Linked DNA regions of Homo sapiens: region 2 is linked to region 1. The links are chromatin loops, found by intact Hi-C in ENCODE. Cell type or tissue: ovary. All regions are shown on one strand.

The links. Hi-C counts contacts between places; a loop is a spot of excess contacts. Peaks named below come from ENCODE experiments on the same cell type or tissue, not always from the same donor. Only the 100,000 strongest peaks of a DNase experiment are listed, where the experiment ranks them.
Region 2: a loop joins it to region 1, with 2.9 times the contacts of the local background. A loop is called at or near these places in 21 of 110 quality-filtered maps.

What each region holds. Positions count from the first base shown.
Region 1 is chr1:91,696,175-91,704,174 of GRCh38, reverse strand. TGFBR3 (transforming growth factor beta receptor 3) reads left to right here. Exons shown (of 17, transcript NM_003243.5): 15 at 6,045-6,086. Among named protein-coding and RNA genes, the nearest start is that of TGFBR3, 190 kb to the left of the region's middle. In ovary, a CTCF peak has its summit at 3,628 (motif pointing right); a DNase peak (open chromatin) is centred at 4,404; H3K27ac peaks cover 5,807 bases.
Region 2 is chr1:91,891,277-91,899,276 of GRCh38, reverse strand. It overlaps a transcript of TGFBR3 not described here. Among named protein-coding and RNA genes, the nearest start is that of TGFBR3, 9.1 kb to the right of the region's middle. RefSeq lists an enhancer at 4,444-4,944. In ovary, no CTCF peak of the experiment used is centred here; no DNase peak of the experiment used is centred here; H3K27ac peaks cover 1,237 bases.

The sequences.
Region 1 (8,000 bases):
TGTATTTTTAGTAGAGATGGGGTTTCACCATGTTGCACAGGCTGGTCTTGAACTCCTGACCTGAGATGATCCATCCACCTCGGCCTCCCAAAGTGCTGGGATTATAGGCATGAGCCACTGCACCTGGCCCTCTTCTCCCTTTTCATACCATATCACATTAGTATTCAAGGTAACACCCCAAATACCCTAATGATTATGAACTAAAAGGAAGATGAAGGATTTTAGGAAAAATGTCTGTTCACCCAAAGGATTAAGATGTTGGGAAATGTGTAACCTGTTTAGCAGAGTATTAAAGTTCAGGAGAAGTTCTGTGATTTTCAGTAGTAACTCAGAAAGCCCAGAGAACATAAATAGTTTATGCATATTATGGTTTATGACAAAACATTTAAAATAGTTGAGGTGGTGCCATCCTACCCTATTTTCTGAAATTTTGAAGTATAGGCATATTAGTGCTGTTTGCCTTGGATTCTGTGACCGCTTTTTACAGCATTTGAGAACACTTGGGCTTATACAGTAAAAATGATTACACCACGTCGGTGATGATTTTTTTTAAATTGTGAAAGAGAGGAGTAACCATTTCTCTGAAACAGTGCACATACACAGAAGAGCATGGATGTGGATGTCATCAGGAGCAATAAATATCATTCCAAAATTTGCCGTGATTTACATACCTATAGATGTGTTTAATTCTTAGCAAGTTAAATGTTTGAGATACTGAATTTTCTCCGTATTTTCACCACCTAACTTTAAAAAATAAAAATGCCTGCATATCTTGGATACTCAGTAAATGTTAATTTCCTCCCCTTCCTCTCAACCTCTCAGCAAACTAGAGGTTTTTTGGGAAGGGAGGGTTGAGGAAGGGAAAGTTGTGAACGTCAGTTGGAAGTTGATCCAAGAGAGGCATTACTTTTTGGAACACATTTGATCTTTCCAGAATAAAAATACTCTAAAGGACCAGCCAGGTTTTGTCCTCGAGCTGAGGTCGAGGTGAGGGGAAACTGAGTGGAAAGATGGTAGAAATGCTTAATTGACAGACCAGGGCATTCATTCTCTATCCAAGAAGGGAAGGAGGGATATCATATTTTTTTTTTTAACATCGTGTATTTTACATTATTTATTTATTTAATTTTGAGAAGGAGTTTCATTCTGTCACCCAGGCTGGAGTGCAGTGGCGCAATCTCGGCTCACTGCAACCTCCGCCTCCTGGGTTCAAGTGATTCTCCTGCCTCAGCCTCCTAAGTAGCTGGGATTATAGGTGCCTGCCACCACGCCCAGCTAATTTTTGTATTTTTAATAGATACAGGGTTTCACCATGTTGGCCAGGCTTGTCTCAAACTCCTGACCTCAGGTGATCTGCCTGCATCGGCTTCCCAAAGTGCTGGGATTACAGGCCTGAGCCACCGCTCCCGGCCAGTATTTTACATTTTAAAACCTTTTTATTTTGAAAAATTTCAAATATATACAAAAATAGAATAAGTCTCAACAATTGCCAATTTATGGTGAATCTTGTTTTATCACTTTCTGTCATCCACTGGATTGTTTTGAAGGAAACCCAGACATTTAATTTAATTTCATCCATACATATTCCAGTATGTACCTCTAAAAGTTAAGAACCATCAGAAGATCTCAAGCAGGAAACTGATGATTAGGTCATTTATTTTTATTTTATTTTATTTTATTTTTTGTATTTTTAGTAGAGACGGGGTTTCACAGTGTTAGCCAGGATGGTCTTGATCTCCTGACCTTGTGATCCGCCCGTCTCGGCCTCCCAAAGTGCTGGGATTACAGGTGTGAGCCACCGCGCCCGGCGATTAGGTCATTTAGGAAGGCTACTCTGAAAATGGTGTGAAGGTTGCATTGCTGGGGAAAGTACTCAAGAATAAAATATACGTGATATTTGTGGTTATTTATTCAAAAAAATATGGTAGGTGTATAGTGGACAAATTATCTTGTCTTTAAGGCCTTTACAGCCTAGTGCAAAGTTTCTCAATCTCAGTACAATCAGTGTTTGGGCTGGAATACCCTTTGTAGTTGGGGGGCTGCCTGTGTGTTACAGGATGTTAAGCAGTGTCCCTGGTCTCTACCCACTACATGCTAGTAGCAACACCCTCCCACCACCAGCCCAGTTGTAACCATTCAAAATGTCTCTAGACGTTTCCAAATGTCCCCTGGAATAAAAATCACCCACCACGTGAGACACACTGGTCTAGTGGCAGGATACAGATAAGTGAACAAGTAATTGCAATGAATATCATAAATATTGAAAGAATCCAGAAAAAGGGTTCAGTTACAGTGACGTTAAGTTAGTAAAAACTCTGTCTTAAATGGGGCCTGCACAAAGACCTCCTGAGTCTCCAGGAGGAATCTTCCTCTCCCCATTCTTCTCTTTGCCAAATGCCAATAGATGTGGGTACCAGTTGGACGTCTTGTTTCACTGTGGGCCCACTCCGTCCTATGGTGCCTAGTACCAAATTGAGCACTAAAGGCCAAAAGCTGTGGTCAGTTACTCATGCATAACCCCAGAAATATCCCGTTTATGAAAACCATGCTGAACAATCTGAAGAGGGGAATTTTGGTTCTAGAGGTAGACCAAAATTTGCTCAGCGTATATGAAAAGATTTAATTCAGAACATTGATTATAGTTTGTCCTTTCTGTAAAGAAATCTTTATTGTTACAGTTCTCTTTACAGCAATAGCTAAGATTCCTTTCTTATAATCTTAATCTTATCCTTAAACCAAAAGTAAATATTGTTGAGTCCACTCTTTTCCTCTCAGCATGCCAACTCGATGGTAGGGTTCCGGTGGAGATCAAGCCATTTTAGTTATACTCAGGGGTTCTTAGGGATTCGGGAAGAGAAAAGTTCGAGGATAGAATTCTTTAACCTCAGTTCTGCAGCTTCTGCTTGTTATTGTTTGTGCTCAGAAATCACGAAGAGACTTCACCCAGGGGAAATGAACAACAACTGTTTCTGTTTAGCTCTGTGAGAAGGCTCCTATTTGGGGTGGGGGTAAAGGATTAGATCATAACAGAAATCCATTAAGAATTTTAAAACAATGCCATCCATCACACAGGCCTTACTATAAAACTTAAACTCTTACATGGGAGGTCTCCTTAGGAGAGAGTCATAATTTTTCAACCGCTTGGGGATTCTGAGTGAGAAAGTTTAACCATGGGTGGTTGATTGGATGGAATTATTCCCAGAAGTGTGTATATTTCTTACATGATGCATCTTGTAGCAACCTTTAAATGCCTTTGAACTTAGTTCAGGGAATCAAATACTACGTCTTGAAAGGAGAAGTTTGTGGGTAGATACTCTTCCTTCATAGAGTTCTTGGGAGTTTAAAATGAGACAATATAAGTGAAGGCCGAAGGCTTTTTGTCTATTGCAAAACACCATACAAATGTACAAATGTAAGGCATCATTGTTGTTATTGGTGCCAATGAGGCTGATGGGACCCAGCTCCCAGGGTAGTGCATTCTGTAGTTAGCGTAATTAGTGTGTGTTCTGCATACTGAATTAGATTTTCTTAAAAACATACAATCATTTTTATTTTCTTAGTAATTGTATTTAAGTATACTTTTGCATATATCCTCATTCCAGGGCCACTATGTTGCACAACTCCAGGGGGCACCATTCAATTGTGGTGGCTCTGATTCATCCAGTAGCATTCCTTCCCCTAGAGCCAGACATTGATAACTCATGTGGCCAGAATGTTGACCCACCCATCGGAGATGGTTAATCCTGAGAATTTACAATTCTGTTTTCTTTTATCCTGTCTAGCTTCTTTATTTTTATAGACATCAATTCAGATGCTGCTTGTTTGGGTCACATTTTCCCAAGTTCTTTTTGCTTCCCTGTGAATTCAGACATAAGGTGTGTGTTCCTTCTGTGGTGAATGAAAATGGAGATGAAAAGAGAGGTGCTAAACATGTATCACTTTTAAACTCCAAAGAGTAGGGTCAAGGTCTGTAGCAGGACTCAGCACACTTTTTCTGTAAGGGACCAGATAGTGATTATTTTTTATTTGTGGCTCATACAATCCCTGTCTCAACAACTCAACGCTGCTGTTACAGCATGAAAGCAGCCATAGACAGTATGTAAATAAGCATAGCTGCATCCATATAAAACTTCATTTATGGAGTCAATTTGAATTTCATATAATTTTCACGTCATGAAATATCCTTTTTTGATTTTTAAAAAATCATTTCAAAATATAAAATTCATTCTTAGCTCATGGGCCATACAAAAATAGGTGGTGGACCATAATATCTCAACCGCTGGTCTCAGCCTCACTGCTGAGGATAATGAGTAGCTGTGCACAAATAGTTACTTCATCAGTGCTTCCCCAGCTAGGGACAGAGCTACGCTCACCAGTCATTTAGCCTGCTAGGCAGAACTCTGGAATTCTGATTCAACTTCTGCCCTGATGCTTTCCAGCTGTGACCTTGGGCTCTAGTCACACGATATCAGAGTCTCAGGCTGCTCATTTCCAAAACAGTGATACAAAATTTTTTTCTGCCTTCTTCATGGCACTGGTGCAAACTGCATATGAACGTCTTCATAGTCTGATTGCTGGTTTCCTCTGTGGCCTCCATTTGCAAAAAGTACATTAACATTTTAATCATCCTTCACCAAACATTTCTGGAAGACCTATTCTATGCCAGTCTGAGCCCTTGGGGATATACAGATGACTGAGAACTAGACCTTGCCCTCACAGCAAAAAAAAAAAAAAAAAAAAAAAGCAAAAGAAAGAGAAAAAGAGAGAGAGAACTAGGAGGTATTGTGGCCCAAGTGTAACAGAGGAGGGATGGAATGAGCAAGGGTGGGAGAGACTAGCTCTGCTGGGATGGAGATGGAACAGTGGGAGACTCAGCAAAGGTCCCCCAGAGAAAATGCCAACAAAGCAGGTCTGGGGAGGAGGGTGTCTTGGGATGGCTTGCAAAGCATGATGACAAAGAGCAGCATAGAGAATTTGGGAAGCTTAAATTACTAAGTATGGGGAGCCCACCATGGGTGAAGGACTCCATCAGGAAAGGAGGCTGGAGAGAGAGGATAGAGAAGGGAGGGAGAACTTTGTGTGCCATGTTAAAGAGTGTGGATTTTTTTCCCTATAAAGGAAGGAGAGTCATCAAGGGGTTTAGTCAGGGTTATAACATGATCAGCTCTGGGCTCTAGAATATTCACTCTGGGGGCAAATGTGGAGGAGGAAATAATTGGGGGGAGGGTAGTGGTGGAGATAAGGGGGCCTCTGTGATAATCCTGATGAGCAATGAAGGGGAGTTAAACTATAGGATAATAGCACTAAGGCTAGGAGAACAAAGATACTTTTAGAAAATGTGTATATTAAATTAAAAGAATATTTTGAAGGCTGGGCGCAGTGGCTCGCGCCTATAGTCCCTCGGCCTTTGGGAGGTCGAGGCAGATGGATGGATTGCTTGAGCCCATGAGTTAGAGACCAGCCAGGGCAATGTGGTGAAATCCTGTCTTTACAAGAAATATAAAAATTAGCTGGTGTGGTGGCACATGCTTGTAGTTCCAGCTACTCGGGAGGCTAAAATGGAAGGATTGCCTGGGAGGCGGAGGCTGCAGTGAGCTGAGGGCGCCACTGCCCTCCAGCCTGAGCAACAAAGTGAGACCCTCAAAAAAAAAAAAAAAAAAAGAATATTTTGAAAGCAGAATAATATTAGACTACACTGGAAAAGCATGGTACTTAAAGGTATTGAATTTTTTTGTAAGTAAATAAAAAGATATACACAAACACACACACAAATTGTCGGACCCAAATTCCCTAAGTTTAGGTGTTTGCCTTCAAATTTTCTTCAAATTGGAGAGCCTATGCAACTGATTGTCAACAAAATGCAATGCTTAAAATTTCTGGGTAACTCATTATAGTTTTGATATCTAAAGAGGATCATTGACAGAGCTTTCTCACAGTATTTATTACCAAATGGAAAAGTGTCAGTTTCTGCTGAGACTTTGATGACCCTTTGCTTAAATCTTGGTTCTCCATAGAATACATTGTGATTTATGTTTTTGTTTCAGAAAAAGGTCCAAGCATGAAGGAACCAAATCCAATTTCTCCACGTAAGTCTTTATGCAACTATTTCGAAATAAAACCTCCTGGGCTTTCCTAAGAATGAGTTGGTTAGTGAACATTTGCCAAACTTTGAGTTTTGATAAGGAGACTTCTGCTCTCATTCCCCCTTCCCCCTTCCCCTTTCCCCTTTTTGCTCATATTTTTTCCTTTCCTCTGTCCTTTGTTTATCCCTGCTTTCTTTTTCCCTTTCACCTTTACCACTTTAAAATATTAATTTGTTGATCCATTGGCATGTATGGCTTGAATGGGAAGGTAGTAACTTATTTAGAGAGACAAGTTAATGACTTGCATGCTTATGTCTGCTCTAACCTGCAAGAATTCACATACAGCCATGGAAGTGGTTTGCTTTAAGTCTTATCAACAATATTTATCTGCTCAGAGGCGTAATGCTAAGGGAACTCATTGCTATACTTTCAAGACAATCCGTAGTGCAAGGGCTGGGGGCCCCAGGAAGAGCATGTAAGAATGAAAGAGAAAGCAACACCAATTGCTGCAGAATAAGGACTTGGAAATTGTCTAGGCCAATTTCATTATTTTATGCAGAAGAAAATGCTGACCCAGAAATATTCCTGCCTCATTGGCATTGAGGCAGGACTTCAACCTGGACTTCCCAGCTGTCCACCCAGAGCTCTTCTAGATAATGTTGTCTTGTGAGGAGAATTTGTGAATCTGTGCTTTTTTTCCTTTCCTAAGATTCCCAGGATTAGTCTCCGTGGCTGATTCACTACATTTAACAATCAGTCTGGAAAGTTCCTTTCACAAAGCACTTCATAAACCATTGTCTTAAGTGGATTATTTTTTTTAAATTATGGAACAATATGAACTCAAACAGAGGCACATATGGACACATATCTATCTTTGGAGATTTAGAATAGTTTCATTAAAAACTTGTAATCATGTTCAATTTTTGCATCTGTGGGTATAAAAAGGCAAATCATCTTCTAATATCAGTTTTAAGGACTAGATTAAATAGGTTGATGGCTCGGTTCAACTTCACCTCCAGGGAGCTCTTCCCACCTCTTCCTCCACCTGACTTCAGCAGGTGACTAAAGCTATCCGCATTTTTCAGAAGGTAAATGAACACACCAAAGAGCACAGGTCTAGAAGAGTGGGGACCAGAACTTGGGAGTTCGGATCCTTCCAGACTTGTTCCACCACAGCATACTTTCCCCGAGCCTTTGGAGTGCTGGGCTGCCCAAAGGTCACAGGAGTGTATGGCAGTCTTCAATGTAAAAAAAAAATAGCTTTCTTTACACTGAAGTGAGTTGAAAGGCAGGGATTTAATTTATACAGAGATCACTGGAGTTGCTTCTGACTGGAGCAGAAAGTAGAAATAATATGATAATAGTGGGGAGATCCTGTATTTCCCACTTATATTCAAAACCCAGAGACCTTAGAAATTGTATTCTACCTAAAACTCCTCCCCCTTGGAAACCAATTTTAACTTTTTATAAGTGACTCAAAGAAGGTAGTTCTCTTAAATGAAAGGAAATGTTCTATTTCTGGGGCCTGGAATTAATTTCAAATATAAAAACCTTTGCCAAATGGAGAAACAATTGGTTCTATTTATATGTTTTGCTGACCATAAAACTGACATCACTCCCCACTGGGAAGTATTTCCGTTCCCCTTATAGAAAGATCATGGTTGGAAAAGTGTTAAAAAGTAGGTTGTTTTAAATGATACAATATGAAGCTGTTAAGATTAAGAGTTTAATATGAGGAGATCGGTGAAATGTTATAATCCACAGGAATAGTTTATTTTTATTCTATATTCTCCTTTCTTTCTGTTATCTTTCATACTTGTAAATGTTCACAAAAATATGTGTATAAAGTATTCTAAGGTGTGTGTTTTCTGTGCAGTGTGTCATTTTTGGAGATGTTCAGTGAATAAGCAGCAGTAA
Region 2 (8,000 bases), 200 kb before region 1:
CAAAGTGCAGGGGTTATAGCATAAACCATGGCACCCAGCTGACATTTTGATAGATGTATACATTGTGGAATAATTAAATCAAGCTAATTAATATATTTGTCACCTCACATTCTTATTTTGGGGGTAAGAACATTTGAAATTTACTCTCAACAATTTTGAAATTATAATACATTATTAACCATAGTCACCAAGCTGTACAATAGATCTGTCTCCATTCTTCCCTTTACATTTATGATTTGCTCTGTCTAGAAACTGAATAAGTATCACAAGGAGGAAAATTGAGTGGTTAACAAACATACATGAAACCACGTTCAACTTTACTTTCCCACCTTTAAGGCAACTTATAAACAAAAATTGTAATAGTATAGTAATGCAAGGGATATATAGCAGCTAAGAGAAATGAACTAAATCTACATATACACAACACAGATGGGTTTTAAAATCATTGTAATTATTACAGGCATGAGCCACGATGCCCGGCTGTAATATTTTATTTCTTATAGGAAAGATAACAAATTTGTCAAAATGTTAACAATGATCAGCCAGACGTGTTCGCTCACACCTGTAATCCCAGCACTTTGGGAGGCCAAGGCGGGTGGATCACGAGGTCAGGAGATCGAGACCATCCTGCTAACACGGTGAAACCCCGTCTCTACTAAAAATAAAAAAAAAATTAGCTGGGCGTGGTGGCGGGCGCCTGTGGTCCCAGCTACTCAGGAGGCTGAGGCAGGAGAATGGCGTGAACCCGGGAGGCGGAGCTTGCAGTGAGCCGAGATCGCGCCACTGCACTCCAGCCTCGGTGACAGAGCGAGACTCCATCTCAAAAAAAACAGAAAAACCAAAAAAAACATACTGTTGAATGAAAAGCAAGTTACAGATTATGTACTGCTTATGTAACGTTTTTATTTATTTGTTTTGTTTTTCTCCTTGGTGGGCATTGGAAAATGGAACATTCTTAAATGGACACATTCATACTAATAGCATCTTCATGTTCTGTCTTTTTAAATGCACACACACAGACACACACATATGCGGAAGAAAGGGACACACTGGAAGGATACACTCTAAATTCCTGAAAGTGGTTACCTCTGAAGAGACTGGGAGAGTAATTGATTTGGACTGGGGTTGAGGGGAGTGCAAGGGGGCTTCAATTGTATCTGTAATTTTTTTTCTTTTTTTCCTGTACTTTCTAGGGGTGACTAATGTAATGTTTTATTTCTTTTTTTTTTTTTAAATTGAAAACATTTTTTAATGGAGACTGAGGTCTTGCTATATTGCCCAGGCTGGTCTTGAATTCCTGGGCTCAAGCAATCTTCCTGCCTCGGGCTCCCAAAGTCCTGGGATTACAGCCATGAGCCATGATGCCCGGCTGTAATATTTTATTTCTTATAGGAAAGACAAAAAATTTGTCAAAATGTTAACAATGATCAGTTTTGGATGTTGACTCATGAGTGTTTGTTATATTCTTTGCATTTTTCTGTCTTTTGAAGATTTCTTATAAATAAGATTTGTTCTCTCCTGTGAAGATTAATTTTCTACTTTGTGCCTGGATTTGGTATGTTGTGCACATTTCGGCCCACACAATAGTAATAAATGAGTCTTGGAACAAAACGTAAGCAATCCTCTGCAAGCCTGCATGATACATTCTCACTAAGCCAGCCTAAAAATAACAGAAGAGTAAAAGTATTATTAGACAGAGGGACCCTCATTTGACCTTTCGGCCATTTGGATTGTCCATTCAGTTAATCTTGTCACAATCATGTAATTATGAGGTTGGTTTGAGCTTAATGAACCAATATATACAATGAAAATATGCTGTCACCAGAACTGTGCCACACAAAGGCCTTGGGACATAATACTTTTCTTGTGTTTGTACATGAGATTTCCCAAAGATAACAAAACCTTTTACCAAATATGCTTTTCAGACCTATTACCCTTTCTAACGAATATTCCTCTTCCCCACGTCAAGTCGGCATCTCCCAAAATATGTCGATGCTGTCCCTTTGCCACATAAATACCCAAATGCTGCCTGATACCCCCGCAGGCTACATTTGACAGTACAATACCTGCAAAGGCAGTGGAGCTGCAGAGTGCTATTGAAAAGACCATTATAATCTCCTCTGAAAGAGTCTCAAACTGAAATGCCAGTTAGTAAAACATATAGGAAAGAGAAAAACAACCAGGCAAGTATATAAGTGTACTCAGCAGCACTCAAAATTCCAGCTGAGTTGAACCTGGAGGTATTTTTAAAAAGTTGAATGTCTGGAGAACTAGTTTAGGAAACTTACTTTGTCTTTTTTAATTTAAAAAAAAGTTAAAAAAGATATATACACTTCACTCCCTAAAAAAAAAAAAAGAAAAGAAAAAGTGAGTAGGAAGTAGGGGATGTGTACATTAATGAGGGCTTCCTTCCTTTCTCTCACTTGGGGAGTTAGTCAAAGACCCTTTAAGACTTGTTTACTTTTCCTTCTCTAGAAGGAAATAGCCAGCGTTTTCCAGCAATGATAATAGCAGTATGGACATCATTTTTAAAAACTCTAGCAGTATACTATTATAAGACCAAAATAAGAGCAATATAGTAAAGCATTATACATTATTTCTACTCCTGTATCTGACTCTTTCTCTTTCAGCTAGCTTTAGTCAGCAGGCTTATTTGCTCCAGCCTAGGGGGTTTGATTTATTTACTCTATGTGAACAGGTCTGACTATGGAAACCCCTTCCTCATGTCAGAACCTTTGGCTTCCAGGTGGAGATTCATTCATGCCGTTTACACCACATACTTGCTCCCTGCCTGGACAAATTGGTCCCGGTTCCCTCAGGTCAGATGTATTCTGATGACTCCCAAGTCCTGAGCTGCATAACACTCAGAACCTTTGCATCAGTCTCTCATTGAGCCCTAGAGGTGCATCTCTCTTCATGGTTGTTGCAAACATTACTAATTGCCTCAACCTCTTAACTGTGGGTACCCATCTCTAGAATGAAACCATCCCTTAATTTGATGTTTATTGAATACCTGTCAGATGCTGCCATTCTGCTAGGAGCTAGGAATATAGTGCTGATTAAGATAGCCATGGCCCCTGCCTTCATGGTGCTTATAGTGTACTGTGGAGCTTACACAGGGAGCCTGCTTTAAGGAAGGATCAGGTTTCTTCACTAATGAGACCTGTACATAGATGGTACTGGATGAGTGTGTGTGTATATGTTTGTTAGTGGGTGGGAAGCAAGACAGGAAGCAAGGAAACCAGAACTATCAACATTGTTTAGGTTAGAGATGATGGTATTTTGACCAGGGTTGTAGCAGCAATGGAAATAGTGAGAAGTGATCATTTGAGGGTAAACAGGACTGACTGGCAGACTGGTTGTGGGGTTAAAGAGACAGAGATAAATCAATGATGACCCATAATGTGTTTGACCTGAGCTACTGGGTGAACAGCAGGGCTATTTACAGAGATGAGGATAGACAGAATGTGTGTGCAAGAATCAAGAGTTGAGTTTTTTTCATTGTTACATTTGATTTTCCAGTTGAAAAATCAAGTGGCGATATTGAGAAGTCACAAATACATGACTTTGAAGTTCAAGGTTAGAGATAAAATTTTGAGATCATCAATGTGTAATCCATTTAAAGAAATGGGTCTTGTATTAGTCCATTCTGGACTGGCCGTGTGTGGTGGCTCACACTTTAATCCCAGCACTTTGGGAGGCCAAGATGGGAGGATTCACTCAAGGCCAGGAGTTTGAGACTAGCCTGGTCAATGTAGTGAGACCCCATCTCTCTAAAAAAATAAAGAAATACCTGATACTGGGTAATTTATAAGAAAAGAGGTTTAATTGGCTCATGGTTCTATAGGCTGTATAGGAAGCATAAAGCTGGCATCTACTTCTCGGGGAGGCCTCAGGAAGCTGCCAATCTTGGCAGAAGGTGAAGGAGGAGCAGGTGTTTCACATGGTGGAAGCAGGAGCAAGAGAGTGAGGGGAGAGATGCTGCACACTTTTAGATGATTAGATCTCGCAAGAACTCACTATCTTGAGGACAATACCAAGGGTATGATACTAAACCATTCATGAGAAATTCGCCTTCATGATCCAATCACCTCCCACTAGGCTCCACTTCCAACATTGGGGATTACAATTGAACATGAGATTTGGATGAGGACGCAGATTCAAGCTAGATGAGTCTGGATGATAACACCTTCAGAGAGAGTGTCTCAGCTGGGCGCGGTGGCTCATGCCTGTAATCCCAGCACTTTGGGAGGCTGAGGTGGGCAGATCACAAGGTCAGGAGATCGAGACCATCCTGGCTAACATGGTGAAACCCCTTCTCTACTAAAAAAACAAAAAATTAGCCAGGTGTGGTGGTACATACCTGTAGTCCCAGCTACTCGGGAGGCTGAGGCAGGAGAATCTCTTGAACCCAGGAGGCGGAAGTTGCAGTGAGCCGAGTTTGTGCCACTGCACTCCAGCCTGGGCGACAGAACGAGACTCCGTCTCAAAGGACAGAGAGTGTCTCAACAGAGAAGAGGACCAAGGACATTGCCTTGGGACAAGCCAACATTTAGATCCTGGGAGCAGAAAGAAAAGCCAGCGGAGGTGACTTAGAAGGAACAGCCAGTGTGATGGGAGGGAAACCATTAGTACATCTTATCCCTGCAGCCAAATGCAGTGTCTCAAAGAGGATGAAGTAATCTCTTGCGTAAACTAAGAGCAGTTAGGTAAGATGAAAACTGAGTATCAGTCACTGGTCTTGCCACAAGGTGACCTTGACAAGTGATCTGATTGGATCTGATTGAGGAGGAGCTGTGGATGAAGAAGTGTGGGCAACAAAGGAAGACATCTCTTTTGAGGAGTTAGTGCAAAGGGAGTAGAGAAATAGGGGTAAGGTGGATAGATGGGGTCAAGTAAGATTTTTAAAGACAAGAAATATTCTAGTATGTTTGTAAGTTGATGAGAATGATCCAGGAAAGAAAGAAATCTGAGGCTGCAATTGCAAGAGGGAATTACTACAGGATGAAAGTCATTGAGTCATTGAAGGAATGACTCCAGGGCACAGATGGAGGAAGCAAGGCCAGTTCATCCAGGGTAACGAGAGAAAGCAGAGCAGAGAAGACGCATAGATAAAATCGGCAGATGTGGTGGGAAGACAAAGATACTTTCTTCTGAGGGCTCTGATATTCTCAGTAAAATAAGAAACAAGGTCATCTGCTGAGTTCAAAGAGGGAGAAGAAGGTATTGAAGACTTGAGAAGAAATAAAATCAACCTCCTGTAGAGTGATCCACCCACTTTGGCCTCCCAAAGTGCTGGGATTACAGGTGTGAGCCACCGCGCCTGGCCAAAGGAAGTTTTTTTTTTTTTTTAAGGAAGTTTTAATTAAAAATTTTATATTATTTTTCTCAAATGTTAACAATGTATTATAAACCAAAAATAAAATTTTAAATCCTCCAACTGACTGAACGCTTTTTGAAGAGAAACATTCTTAGAAACCTTTGGGAAAACATTTCCTACTTTGAAAAACATGGACTATAAGCAAATAATGTCTTTTATTATGAGAAAGTCTTTTGGTTCTTAATTATCCTTGTCAGGAAAAAAAAAACAGGATAAAAGATTGCTTTTTAAGATTGTCACTAAAATAAAAAATACAACATAAAAACAAATTTCTATTTAACTCATTCCTGAATCTTAAAGAATGTGTTACAAGTTGGGCTGGGCACAGTGGCTCACACCTGTAATCCCAGCACTTTGAGGCCGAGATGGGCAGATCACTTGAGGTCAGGAGTTCAAGACCAGCCTGGCCAACATGGTGAAACCCTGCTCTACAGAAAATACAACAATTAACCGGGCATGGTGGTACGTGCCTGTAATCCCAGCCACTTGAGAGCTGAGGCACAAGAATTGCTTGAACCCGGGAGGTGAAGGTTGTAGTGGGCCGAGATCACGCCACTGTACTGTAGCCTGGCGACAGAGCAAAACTCTGTCTCAAAAAAAAAAATAGTTACAAGTTAAGAAACTCTTCTTTCTCCTTAGACAACATGTTAAAAGAAACTCAAGAAATGTTACAGCAGGTAATTTTATGACAAATATGTGGATATGCCCATTTTCAAAATATGTTAGAAAATACATTTTATAAACCCAAACTTACAACACGGCCTTCCACAAAATAAGTGCTCAATAAAGGGTAATAATAACAGACCCAATAATAACAGCAATAATTTTTAAATTTAGATATTTTTAGAAGTAGACTTTCAGCATTTCTTCTACTTGTTGAAATGAAGTCAATGAGGTTGTTTTCTTTAGTGTGTTAACTGAGTATCAAGAGGCACTAGGAAGGAAATGTTTGATCAGTTGGCTTTAGGAATAAAGCATTTCCCTGAAGCTACCTTGGTTAATATTTGCAAGTATTGTGAACTTTTTGGATGAAATACCACACAGATGCAACTCAAAACGAATAGTAATACACATATATAGTTCTTTCAGCTCTAAACTGGTATTACTTTCAAGTAAACTCTGAAATCTCGGGAATAACCATCTCATGGCTCTTGGTAAAAATGATACATGTTCATTACGAAACAATCAAGCACAGATAAGATGATGATCCGAGGATGAGATGGTGCCCTCACTAATTTCTGTTCAATGTTCAAGGTATAACCCTGAACAGAGAGGGTTCAGGGAGACCCTCATTTGACTAAAGGACTCACAATGCAACTTCAGTTCAGTTTTAAAAAATAAGAAAGTTATGTTTCTGGCACACTTTCATTTTGGGCTGAGATTCAAAACATTTACAGGCATTAATATATGTTCCGGGTGCCCCTTGTCTTTTTTTGTCCCCCTGAGCACAAAATAACATTACATAATTCATGATTCTTTTTTTCTCTTCTCTAGACCAAAACCCAGTAAACAGAAAACAGATAAACAAAAGAGGTGGGGCTAGTTCTCTGCAGAGTGTTGTGGAGGTGGGGCTGAGGATGGAGTTTTCCTTCTGGAATCCCAGCCCTGCTGTTGGGAGAGCAAGGTCCTGCCACATACCCTAAGGAGCTAAGACCACAGGGATCTCAGGGGGTTTTACTGTCACTTTGAAATGGTGTGAGGTTTCCTGCTTCATCAGAATCCCTGCTGAGGGGGAAATTGAAGGTGTACTGTGGAAACCTCCATTGGGGGCTTCTGCACAGTCACAGGAAATGGTGAGTTTGCAGGAACTTGCGGTTACTGTGAGAAAATTTGCTTTGGATTTTTATGTCCAAAATCTCTGTGGAATTCCCCAGATCTGAAGCCAGTGCCTGCTTTGGACTCTGCTCTGCATACAGGTTCATCTGATTGTATTTTTTCTCATTAATTGAAATTTGCCAGCTGCAATTTTATCAGCGAAAACCAAATTCTAATCTCGTAGATAGATATAGAAAATGTGGCTTTAAATTATGGCCTTAGGTTATGATGAAATAAAACACCAACGAGTATGAACTGGGTCTTTATGAGCGAATCTGAAAAATAAAGTAGTAAATCTGTCTGTGATAATAGGTTAACAGAGCAGAAAATAAGGGCAGATACTGTAGTTTGTAGATCAGCATCCTGTCACAACAATTTTGGAACATTTGGTTCATGTTCTGTCACACATTCTTAAGAGTAGTTGTGCAATTGCCTCCAAGCTGTTGGCTGTATTAGACAAACTTTAAATTAGTGAAAGGAATCTATTTTTATGTGGTGGTGGTGGGGTAATAGTTCTTCTAAACAAACTTTCATTTTTATCTTTTGAAAGTTTTTAAAGAATCGAGTTTTTTTTTTTTTTCTTTGAGACAGATCTCAGTTCTGTTGCCCAGGCTGGAGTACAGTGGCACGATCACGGCTCACTGCAGCCTCAACCTACCGGGCTCAAGTGATCCTCCCACCTCAGCCTCCCAAGTAGCTGGGACTACAGGCACATACCCTCACGCCTAGCTAATTTTTGTATTTTTTGTAGAGACTGGGTTTCACCACATTGCCTAGGCTGGTCTCGAAATCCTGGGCTCAAGTG